Linked DNA regions of Homo sapiens: region 1 is linked to region 2. A link is an interaction called in ENCODE POLR2A ChIA-PET data of the cell type or tissue named here. Cell type or tissue: GM12878. All regions are shown on one strand. Region 1 overlaps CCDC83 (coiled-coil domain containing 83). Region 2 overlaps PICALM (phosphatidylinositol binding clathrin assembly protein).

Evidence for each region. ChIA-PET counts read pairs that join two places held together with the same protein. Peaks named below come from ENCODE experiments on the same cell type or tissue, not always from the same donor. Only the 100,000 strongest peaks of a DNase experiment are listed, where the experiment ranks them.
Region 1: POLR2A ChIA-PET joins it to region 2 with 6 read pairs; 2 of 35 experiments call an interaction of 5 or more read pairs at or near these places.

Annotation. Positions count from the first base shown.
Region 1 is chr11:85,919,709-85,924,708 of GRCh38, reverse strand. It overlaps CCDC83 (coiled-coil domain containing 83), which reads right to left. Exons shown (of 11, transcript NM_001286159.2): 11 at 4,696-5,000. Among named protein-coding and RNA genes, the nearest start is that of CCDC83, 67 kb to the right of the region's middle. In GM12878, no CTCF peak of the experiment used is centred here; a DNase peak (open chromatin) is centred at 2,138.
Region 2 is chr11:86,019,590-86,024,589 of GRCh38, reverse strand. It overlaps PICALM (phosphatidylinositol binding clathrin assembly protein), which reads left to right. Exons shown (of 20, transcript NM_007166.4): 4 at 2,121-2,223. Among named protein-coding and RNA genes, the nearest start is that of PICALM, 47 kb to the left of the region's middle. In GM12878, no CTCF peak of the experiment used is centred here; a DNase peak (open chromatin) is centred at 3,019.

The DNA.
Region 1 (5,000 bases), 100 kb after region 2:
AGCTAGCTCGGTGTCTACCCAAATGGCCATCCAGTTTTGTGCTTGAAACCCAGGGCCCTGGTGGTGTAGGCATCTGAGAGAATCTCCTGGTCTGCAGGTTGTGAAGACCGTGAGAAAAGCATAGTATCTGTGCCAGAATGCACCATTCCTCATGGCACAGTCCCTCACGGCTTCCCTGACCCCTTGTGCTTCCCGAGTGAGGCGACGCCCTACATTGCTTCAGCTCGTCCTCCGTGGGCTGCACCCACTGTCTAACCAGTTCCAGTGAGATGAGCTGGGTACCTCAGGTGGAAATGCAGAAATCACTCACTTTCTGTGTTGATCTCACTGGGAGCTGCAGACCAGGGCTGTTCCTATTCGGCCATATTGCCAGCCACCATATAATAATATTCTTAAAGTCCTAGCCTACTGACTTGAATATCTGGGTCATTGGTGGGCATGCTTTAATTGTTTGCTTTTCCTCCTGATTCTTAGTCTTATTTTCCTGCTTCTTTGCACTGTACACGCGCGTGCACACACACACACACGTATAAAGTTTTGTATGCTCAACATTGTGAATACAAGGAGTATAGTGTCTGGGTTGGTATTCTTTGTTCCCCAGAGAAAAAAGAATCTATCCTCTGTTAGTTATATTAGGTGAGGAGAAAATCACCTCAAAGGAATCAAGAATTGAGCTGGGGGAATCGAGAGGCTCTGGTGAGGAGTGGGTGCCGTGTGTAGGTGGTGAGTGAGGAGGGAGAGGGAAAGGAAAGAGAGGAGAGCGAAGAAAAAAAATAGAGTTGAACTGGGTCAGGGCTAGTTTGCCGTTTTACTTAGATTCAGTCCACCTCTGCTCTGAAATCTCTTGAGAGTGATACCTTTTAGTTTCAGGGCCCACATCTACAGAATGAATTATTCCAGGTGCATCCATGTCTCTTTTCTCTATTGAAACTCAGTCCCTAGGTTATGTCATTTAAGCTTTCATGGCTTTAAATTCAGTCCTGGGCTGTTGATTCCCAGATCTGAATCTCCAGCCTTTACCTTTCCTAGCAGGAAACAAAGGGCACATTCAAACAGGATACCTGGAGAAAATTTAACAAAGGCAATATATACAAAGGTGTGGGCAGCATCAAGGAAAACCAACAGGAATGGTAACACTCCCTGGGGCTATCAACAGATGGGAACTGTTCCACTCCTGGGTCTAAAGGGGGAGAGGGAGGGAGTACTTACCAGACCTAGAGAGTAGCTATACTGATTCAGTATTTCTCGTCTGAGATGATTGGGACCAGAAGTGTTTCAGATTTCAGATTTTTTAGGATTTTGGAATATTTGCATATACGTAATAAGATATCTTGGGGGTAGACCCAAGTCCAAACGCAAACTTCATTTATATTTCAGATACACCATATACACATAACCTGAAGGTAAGTTTATATACTATTTAAAATTTTTTTTTGTGTATGAAACAAAGTTTTTACTGCAACCCATCACATGAGGTCAGGTGTGGAATTTTCCACTTGTAGCATTGTGTCAGTGCTTAGAATGTTTCAGATTTTGGAACATTTTGGATTTTGGATTTTCACATTAGGGATGCTCAACCTTTGTTAGGTGAGCCTTCCAACAGGAATAGTGGCCTTTGATAGAGGAACCCTGCTAATCTACATGACCTGTTAGAGAAAGAGCTGGGGGAAGAAATCTCACCCTTCTCACTTTCTTTGATCTCCTGCTAGAAACTCCTATTAAACAAACTCAGTAGAAGGTTAGAAGCAAAGGACATTGACGCAGTCCATAAAGGTCACCCTTTGAGACACAGAGATAAGGGTAGAGAGTGGATCTGGGATGGTCAAACAGAAGCACACATACATGCAACAATTTTATACTCATGAATGACTAATAGGTATCTCAATAGATGGATCTGTTAGGGAATGGAGTAGAGTGGAAAAGAGGCCTGTGAACCAGGTGCCAAATTAAAGATTATGGAGAAGAGTGATGAGAAGGGTTAGAAATTTATAGCAAAGAATAGTAGTAGAGGGTGATATATATACTGAGCTTCAAAAGGCATGTTTTTACATGAGACTGGTGGAATTGTGGTCTAGAAGAGGCATTGCATTAGTGAAAGCATGTAGCCCCACAGAAGGTGGTGGCAGAGAAGAATCAATACCAACCACTAGAGAGAGAGCCACAGGGGAAGTGAGCTCTTTCTGGGGAAAGCCAGGTGCCAGTCAAAACCAGAGAGTAAAAGAAACCTTCAACAGGCTGGGCATGGCGGTTCACATCTATAATCCTAGCACTTTGAGAAGTTGAGCCAAGAAGACCACTTGAGCTCAGGAGTTTAAGACCAGCCTAGGTCACATGGTAAGACCTCCCCCCCCCCCGCCGCCCCACACCATCTCTACAAAAAATAAAAAATTAGCTGGGCATGGTGGTGTGCTTCTGTGATCTCAGCTATTTGGGAGGGTGAGGTGAGAGGATCCCTTGAGCCTGGCAGGCTAAGGCTGCAGTGAGCCATGATCATGCTGCTGCACTCCAGCCTAGATGACAGTGAGACCCTGTCTCAAAAAGAAAAGACACCTTTGAAACTGCCTTTGCAAAATTATGACCAAGACGGCGAAAGAGATCTAATTTAATTGACTCCATCTTGCTTCTAATCTCCAAACTGTCCTTTTCATTCTTGGGCGGAGGGTCAACTAACTTTGGGAAAAACTTAGTATACAGTTTAAAACAAAGATGATAACAGCCCTTTCCCAAAGCAGTCTTCCTTCTTGCCTAGGGAGTAGATTGCATTTGTAGGACTAACATTAGCCACAAGATTAGAAATTATGGTTTGGGAGTCATGCAGCTGGAGGCTACAAGATTCTGACTGTCTCTAAACTGCTCCTAAGATCAGTGCTTGAGATATTTTGCAGACCCTGCACATCATGAATCAGCTGGCACTACCTAGATTGATAAACTGGCTCATCTGATCTTGTGGCCCCCCCATCTAGGAACTGATTTGGTCAGGAGGACAGCTTTGGCTCCCTATGATTTCATCTCTGACCAATCAGCAGTCCCGGCTCACTGGCTTCCCCACATCTACCATGTTGTCCTTAAAAACTCTGCTCCCCGAATGCTAAGGGAGAATGATTTGAGTAATAAAACAACGCTGGTCTCCCGCACAGCTGGCTCTGTGTGAATTACTCTTTTGTCTGTTGCAATTCCCCTCTTTTTTTTTTTTTTTTTTTTTTTTTTGAGGCGGAGTCTTGCTGTGTTGCCCAGGCTGGAGTGCAGTGGTGCGATCTCGGCTCACTGCAACCTCCGCCTCCCGGGTTCACTCCATTCTCCTGCCTCAGCCTCCCAAGTAGCTGGGACTACAGGCGCCTGCCACCACACCTGGCTAATTTTTTTGTAATTTTAGTAGAGAAGGGGTTTCACCGTGTTAGCCAGGATGGTCTTGACAGGATGGTCTTGATCTGCTGACCTTGTGATCTACCCGCCTCGGCCTCCCAAAATGCTGGGATTACAGGGGTGAGCCACCATGCCCGGCTCCCCTGTCTTGAGGAATTGGCTCTGTATAGGCAGCAGGCAAGGTGAACCCCTTGGACATTTACACCTTCAACAGTGGCATTTGTCTTGTTTATTGTTTTTTTAGAGGTTGTTGTTGGAAGTTTTGGGAGAGAATGGGAAGGGTCCAGGAAAGCACCGAACACAATGGAGATTAAAGTACAGGAGAGGCCGGTCGGTGGCTCATGCCTGTAATCCTAGCACTGTTGGAGGTTGAGGCATGATAGTACAGACCTGCAGTCCCAGCTACTCGGGAGGTTGAGGCAGGAGGATTGCTTGAGCCCAGGAGTTTCAGGATGCTGTGAGCTATGATAGTGCCACTGCACTCTAGCCTGGGTGACAGAGTGAGTCCTTGTCTCCAAAAATTGAGAAACTCAAAGATGTTCAATTGGTGATGGTACTACAATGTAAGGGGTGTTGGGAAAGATGACGAGTGTTTTCAACTTCTACAATGAAGAGTGTTAATGTAGCAGCATTTGAGATTGAGGGAGCAGGAGTGCTAACATCCTGTGGGCTCAAGACAGTGCTGCACAATTGTCCTTACTTTAAATGCCAATAACATCCCCCACTGATGATTAAATTAATCCTTATATCACTAAAGATTACAGAAATATGACATATGGTGGTATTATCTGGTCTCAAGGATCCAAATGGAATGCTGATGTCACATCCAGGTACTCACAGTGTCCTTGGCTTGTGGTAGCCCTGAGAGAAGTGGTATTTGCTTTGGATAGGAATGTGGTAGTTTAGACTAGATACAGCTGGAGGGAGGGAGTGCTCCCTATCAGTGGAATATTTTTATACAACAAATTAACACTCTCAAGTTTATTTCCAACATTCATTTTTTATATTCATTATAAACAGGGTGATATGGTTTGGCTATGTCCCCACCCAAATCTCATCTTGAATTATAGTTCCCATAATCCCCATGTGTTGTGGGAGGGACCTGGTAGGAGGTAATTGAATCATGGAGGCAGGTTTTTCCCATACTGTTCTTGAAGTAGTAAATAAGTCTCACAAGATCTGATAGTTTTATAAATGGGAATTCCCCTACACAAGCCCTCTCTTTCCTGCCACCATGTATGATGTGACTTTGCTCCTCATTTGCCTTCTGACATGATTGTGAGGCCTCCCCAGCCATGTTGAACTGTAAATAAATTAAACCTCCTTTATAAATTACCCAGTTTCAATTATGTCTTTATTAGCAGCATGAGAACAGACTAATACACAGGGTTAAACTACGGAGAATTGGCTTGCATTATAGACTGGCTGTCTATCACATTGAGCATCCTCAGAGGGAAAGATGTGTAGACAATGCTATGCAAACTTCTAAGTTTTTCTTAGAAACATTTCTAATGGAACTATTTCATACTGGAATCACAGATTAATCAGTGAATTTTTTGTGTGTGAAAAGGAACCTCAGAGACTACCTTGAACCCACTGTCATGCTTCTGAATACTTCAGTGTAGAAATACAAAGCG
Region 2 (5,000 bases):
CAGGAAAGCATCATAGCTTAGTCAAGTTAGATCAGAGTAAACCAAATCTTGAAGATGCTGAGACTGTTTCAGTTGTTCTGGTTATCTAGTGTAGAGTTAATCAGGGCCTGAACTGTGGTTCTTCTGGAGGTGTAAAAAAAAAAAAAGATCAGGGGAATTTTTTTTTTTTTTTAATGTGACTGGCTGTATTTGAGTTTGGAGGTGTTCAGTCCAATACTTGTTTCCCTTTGGTAAGTGCAGGTATTGCTTAAAAAGAATTTAATACCCTATCTTCCAGACATTCTAGAAGACCAGTAATCTATATGTAGGACCCATTGTTACAAAATGCATTATATTTTAACAAGAGTTACGGCGCTCTAACTTAAGGAAAAAAAATTAAAACAGTAGACCCCCTCTCTTGAAAAAAAAATTTTTTTTTTCTTTGAGACAGGATCTGGTTCTGTTGCTGAGGCTGGAGTAAGAGAGACCGGGGCTTGCTCTGTCACCTAGGCTGGGTGCAGTGGTATGATCGTAGCTCACTGCAGCCTCTAACTCCTGGCTCAAGCGGTCCTCCCTTCAGCCTCCTGAGCAGCTGGGATTACAGATGTGCACCACCACGCCTGGCTAATATTTTTATTCTTAAATATTTTGTAGAGATGGGCTCTTGCTCTGTTGACCAGGTTGGTCTTGAACTCTTGGTCTAAAGCGATCCTCCTAAGCCTCCCAAAGTGCTGGGATTACAGGCATGAGCCACCACACCTGGCCTCTTTTTGAAATCTTAAACAGAAGCCAGATATATATTATAGATAAAAATGGAGTGTCTCTATTTTCAGGGGCATGGAAGAAACTGCCTACTCATCCTTTAATTTTCACTTCCTCCCTCATTCAGTTCATTTTAACTTTAAAAGTCTATGGAAAACAAGATGCAGAGCAGTGCTCTAGGCAGAGTTTATGCATATATCCAAGTAGGTTTTTTGTGTCTTATTAGCGACTGATTTATCATTTTCTTAAGATGGAAATTAAGCAATTCTAGTGGTAAGGTGTTAATAATTTCACTCTTTTTATGTAGACGAGAGGTTGAGCCTTGAAGGATGAGAGGTGTTTACCGTCTTAGGATGGGGTATAGTAGATAGAACCATATGAACCGAAGAGCTGAGGAATGTGAGCATGTAACACCTGACGTGTACAGTAGTAGGTATGAAGTCATATGGGAGCAGTATTTTTTTTTCTATTTTGTTCACTGATTTTTCTCCACTGGTACTTAATAGGCACTCAATAAATATTTTGCTAAATAAATGAACTGGTGATGTTGAAATCCAGTTAGTTTACATTTTGGTTGGTTTTGGTATTGTCTTTTAAAGGTAGCAAAGACCAAGTAATTAAATTTGTTAGATGAATATGAGATAAAATGGGTTCACTTTTCAATGAGGAGCAAAAATTTATAGACTTCCTTGAGCCAGGTAATAACTAAAACACAAAGTTTTTGGTGTTTTTAGAAAATAATATTGATTAGATTTTATGTTGCTAAAGTTTTCAAGTCAAGGTCATGATGAAACAAAATCTTAGAATGATTTATGTATTCATTTAGAAAGTTTCATTGAAAACATTCATATAATTGTTTTTGTTACACCCTGAACTTGCATGTTGCCATTTCTTATATTACACAGTAATTTTTTATACTTTTTATAAGGTTGGCACATACAAGTTATGGTTCTAAATACAGCTAAAGATTTTAGGAGTATAAAAATTATATAAAGTTGCTTGATTTGAGGAATGGGATTGTGGTTCCATAGGATGTTAAATTTGAGTTGTGAGATTATCAAGTTGTGTAAAAGAACGTTTTTCTAATTCCTGATGAATAAAGAATAGGAATATTGAGAGAATAGTGAAGTTCTAAGGGAAGAGGTTTTTTTTTTAAAACTACATAGGACTTATCTGATTTAAATATGAAGCCTTAAGAGAATTTAATGGTAATGTTATTAATTAGTTACTTAATTTACATACTAAATTGAATTGGGATATCAAGACATTTTATAGCCATTGGATGCAATGAGTTGTTTTTCTAGGCATATTGGGATTTTTAGTCATTTATAAAAACTTGTCTCTCTCTTTGTTTTGTTTTTGTTTTTGTTTTTTTACAGGATATGACATGTCTACATTTATTAGGCGGTATAGTAGATATTTAAATGAGAAAGCAGTTTCATACAGACAAGTTGCATTTGATTTCACAAAAGTGAAGAGAGGGTGAGTTAAGCTTTTTTTGACATCTAATTGATTTGAATTTTTAAAAATGTAAAACATAGGAGTTACTAGATTATGAATTATGAAATTTTAGCCAGTTTTAAAAGATGAGCCTCATTTTTCTTTGATGAGGTATATCAAGTACTTTTTGTGGTAGGATTTGTTTTTAAGTTCTTTTTATAGCACCTTTATTGAGATATCATTCACATAACAAAATTTATCATTTTAAAGTGTGTAATTCATTGGTTTTTAGTGTATTTACAAAGTTGTCCAACATCACCACTAATTTCAGAACATTTTTATCACCTCCACAAAGAAACTCTATACCTATTAGCATTCATTTCCTATTCCCTCTTCCCCTAGATCCTGGCAACCATGAATCTACTTTCTGTGTCTCTGGGCTTGTCTATTCTGAACATTTCATATAAATGAAATTATACAATATGTGACCTTTGTGTAGCATGATATGTCCAAGTTATAGCATCCATGTTATTTCATATATCAGTATTTTATTCCTTTTTCTAGCCAAATCATATTTTACTTTATGGACATATACTGCATTTTGTTTATCTGTTCATAAGGTGATGGCCACTTGAATAGTTTCTACTTTTGCCTATTAGGAATAATGGTGCTGTGAACATTAGATTTTATGTGGATTATCTTTTTAATTCTCTTCGGTGTATACCTAGAAGTGGAATTGCTGTGTCATATGGTAACTCTTATGTTTGTCATTTTGAGGAACTGCCAAATCATTTTTCAAAGCAGTTGAATCACTTTACGTTCCCACCAGCAATGTATGGCACTTTCAGTTTCTCCCTATTCTTGCCATACTTGTTATTTTCTGGGTTTTTTTTTGCCTTTTTTTTTTTTTCTTAAATGGTAGCCATCCTAGTGGGTGTGAACTGGTGTCTTGTGATTTTTAGTTTGCATTTCCCTGATGGCTAATGATATTGAGCATTTTTTTTGAGCTGTTGACCATTTGCATATCGTCTTTTGAAAAAATGCCTCTTCAAACCCTTTGCCCTGTTTTTATTTTTTATTTTCACTTTTTGAGACAGTGGCACCATCCCAGCTCACTGCAGTGTCGACCTCCTGTGCTCAAGCAATTTTTCCCCCTCAGCCTGCTGAGTAGCTGGGAACACAGGCATGCAACACTATGCTCAGTTAATTTTTAAAAAAATTTTCATACAAATGAGTTCTCACTATGTTGCCAAGGCTGGTCTTGAACTCCTGGGCTCAAGCAGTCTTCCCATTTTGGCCTCCCACAGTGTTGAGATTATAGGCTTGAGCTACTGACCTGGCCTTTTGCTCATTTTTAAATTGGGTTACTTGCCCTTTTTATTGTTAAGTTGCAAGAATTTTAAAAAATATGTTCTGGGCACCAGTTTCTTATCGCATAAATAATTTGCAAATATTTTTCTCCCATGGCTTGTCTTTTCAGTTTCTTGTTGGTGTTTTTTGAAGAACAAACATTTTTAATTAATTAAGTGTATCTTTTTTTTCCTTTGGTTGCTTGTACTTTTGTAATCATGTCTAAGAAATCATTGTTTAATCCAGGGTCACAAAGATTTACTCCTACTTTTTATTCTAAGAATCTTGTATTTTTTGCCCATATAGTTAGGTTCTTATCTATTTGGAATTAACTTTTGTATATGGTGTGAGAGGTGAGTCCAAATTTATTCTTTTGTATGTGGATATTGAGTTATCCCAGCAACATTTTGTGAAATTACTCTTCTTTCCCCATTGGATAGTCTTAGTACCTTGTTGAAGATGAGTTGACCATAAATGTAAAGGTTTATTTCTGGACTTGCAGTTCTGTTCTGTTGATCTGTATGTATATCTTCATGCCAGTACCACATTGTCTTGATTACTGTTGCTTTGCAGTGTGTTTTAAAATTAGAACGTGTGAGTCTTCCAATTCTATTCTTTTTTTTTTTTTTTTTTTCCCAAGATTGTTTTAGCTGTTCTGGGCCCCTTGCATTCCCATGTGAATTTCAGGATCAGCTTTTTGATTTCTGCAGAAAAGATAGCTGGGATTTTGTGGGGGATTGCATTGAATCTATAGATCAGTTTGGGGAGTATTACCTTCTTAATGATTAAATTTCTAGTCTATGAACAAGAGATGTGTTTCTGTTTATTTGGATCTTTTTTCATTTCTTTCAGTGCTGTTTTGTATTTAAGCTTTCTTTTAATCTTAAATGCAGAAGATGCATTTAATTTTTGCTGCACCCTAAATAACAATCATCTTAGTACATGATCCAGTCACATGAATGATATAGTCAGTGCTTCTATAAGTGATAACACCTGATATGCAGATTTTTTTCCTAGGATATAGGATGAGGCCTCAGGAGAAAGCCACTGAAGACATTCTTAGCAGCAGCGATGACCCTTGTAGCTATGAAGACCTGTCTTGAAGGGAATCTGGCATGTACAGAAATAGTCTGGTGAATGCCTTCCTGAGCCACTCTGCTGCTCAGTGATCCCAAAGGTCTAAGCAATTGATGTGTTCCTTTAGATTGTTCTATTGAAATTTTAAATTAATGGACTGAAGTGAAAAATTTAATTAAAATATAGAGGTAACCTCTTAGTTATGCAAGAAAATTTAAAGCTGAATTTAAATGTTCTATGCTGCCATTCCAAATCCATCAGGAGGTGATTATTTTGGAATATACCTAAAGTAAATTCTACAGATTTTGTTTCATATATTTAAGCACTTTGTAGAAGATTATGGTGGAGAACTTTTTTAGAAGTCTGATTTTTAACCTCTGTATCCTGTCCAA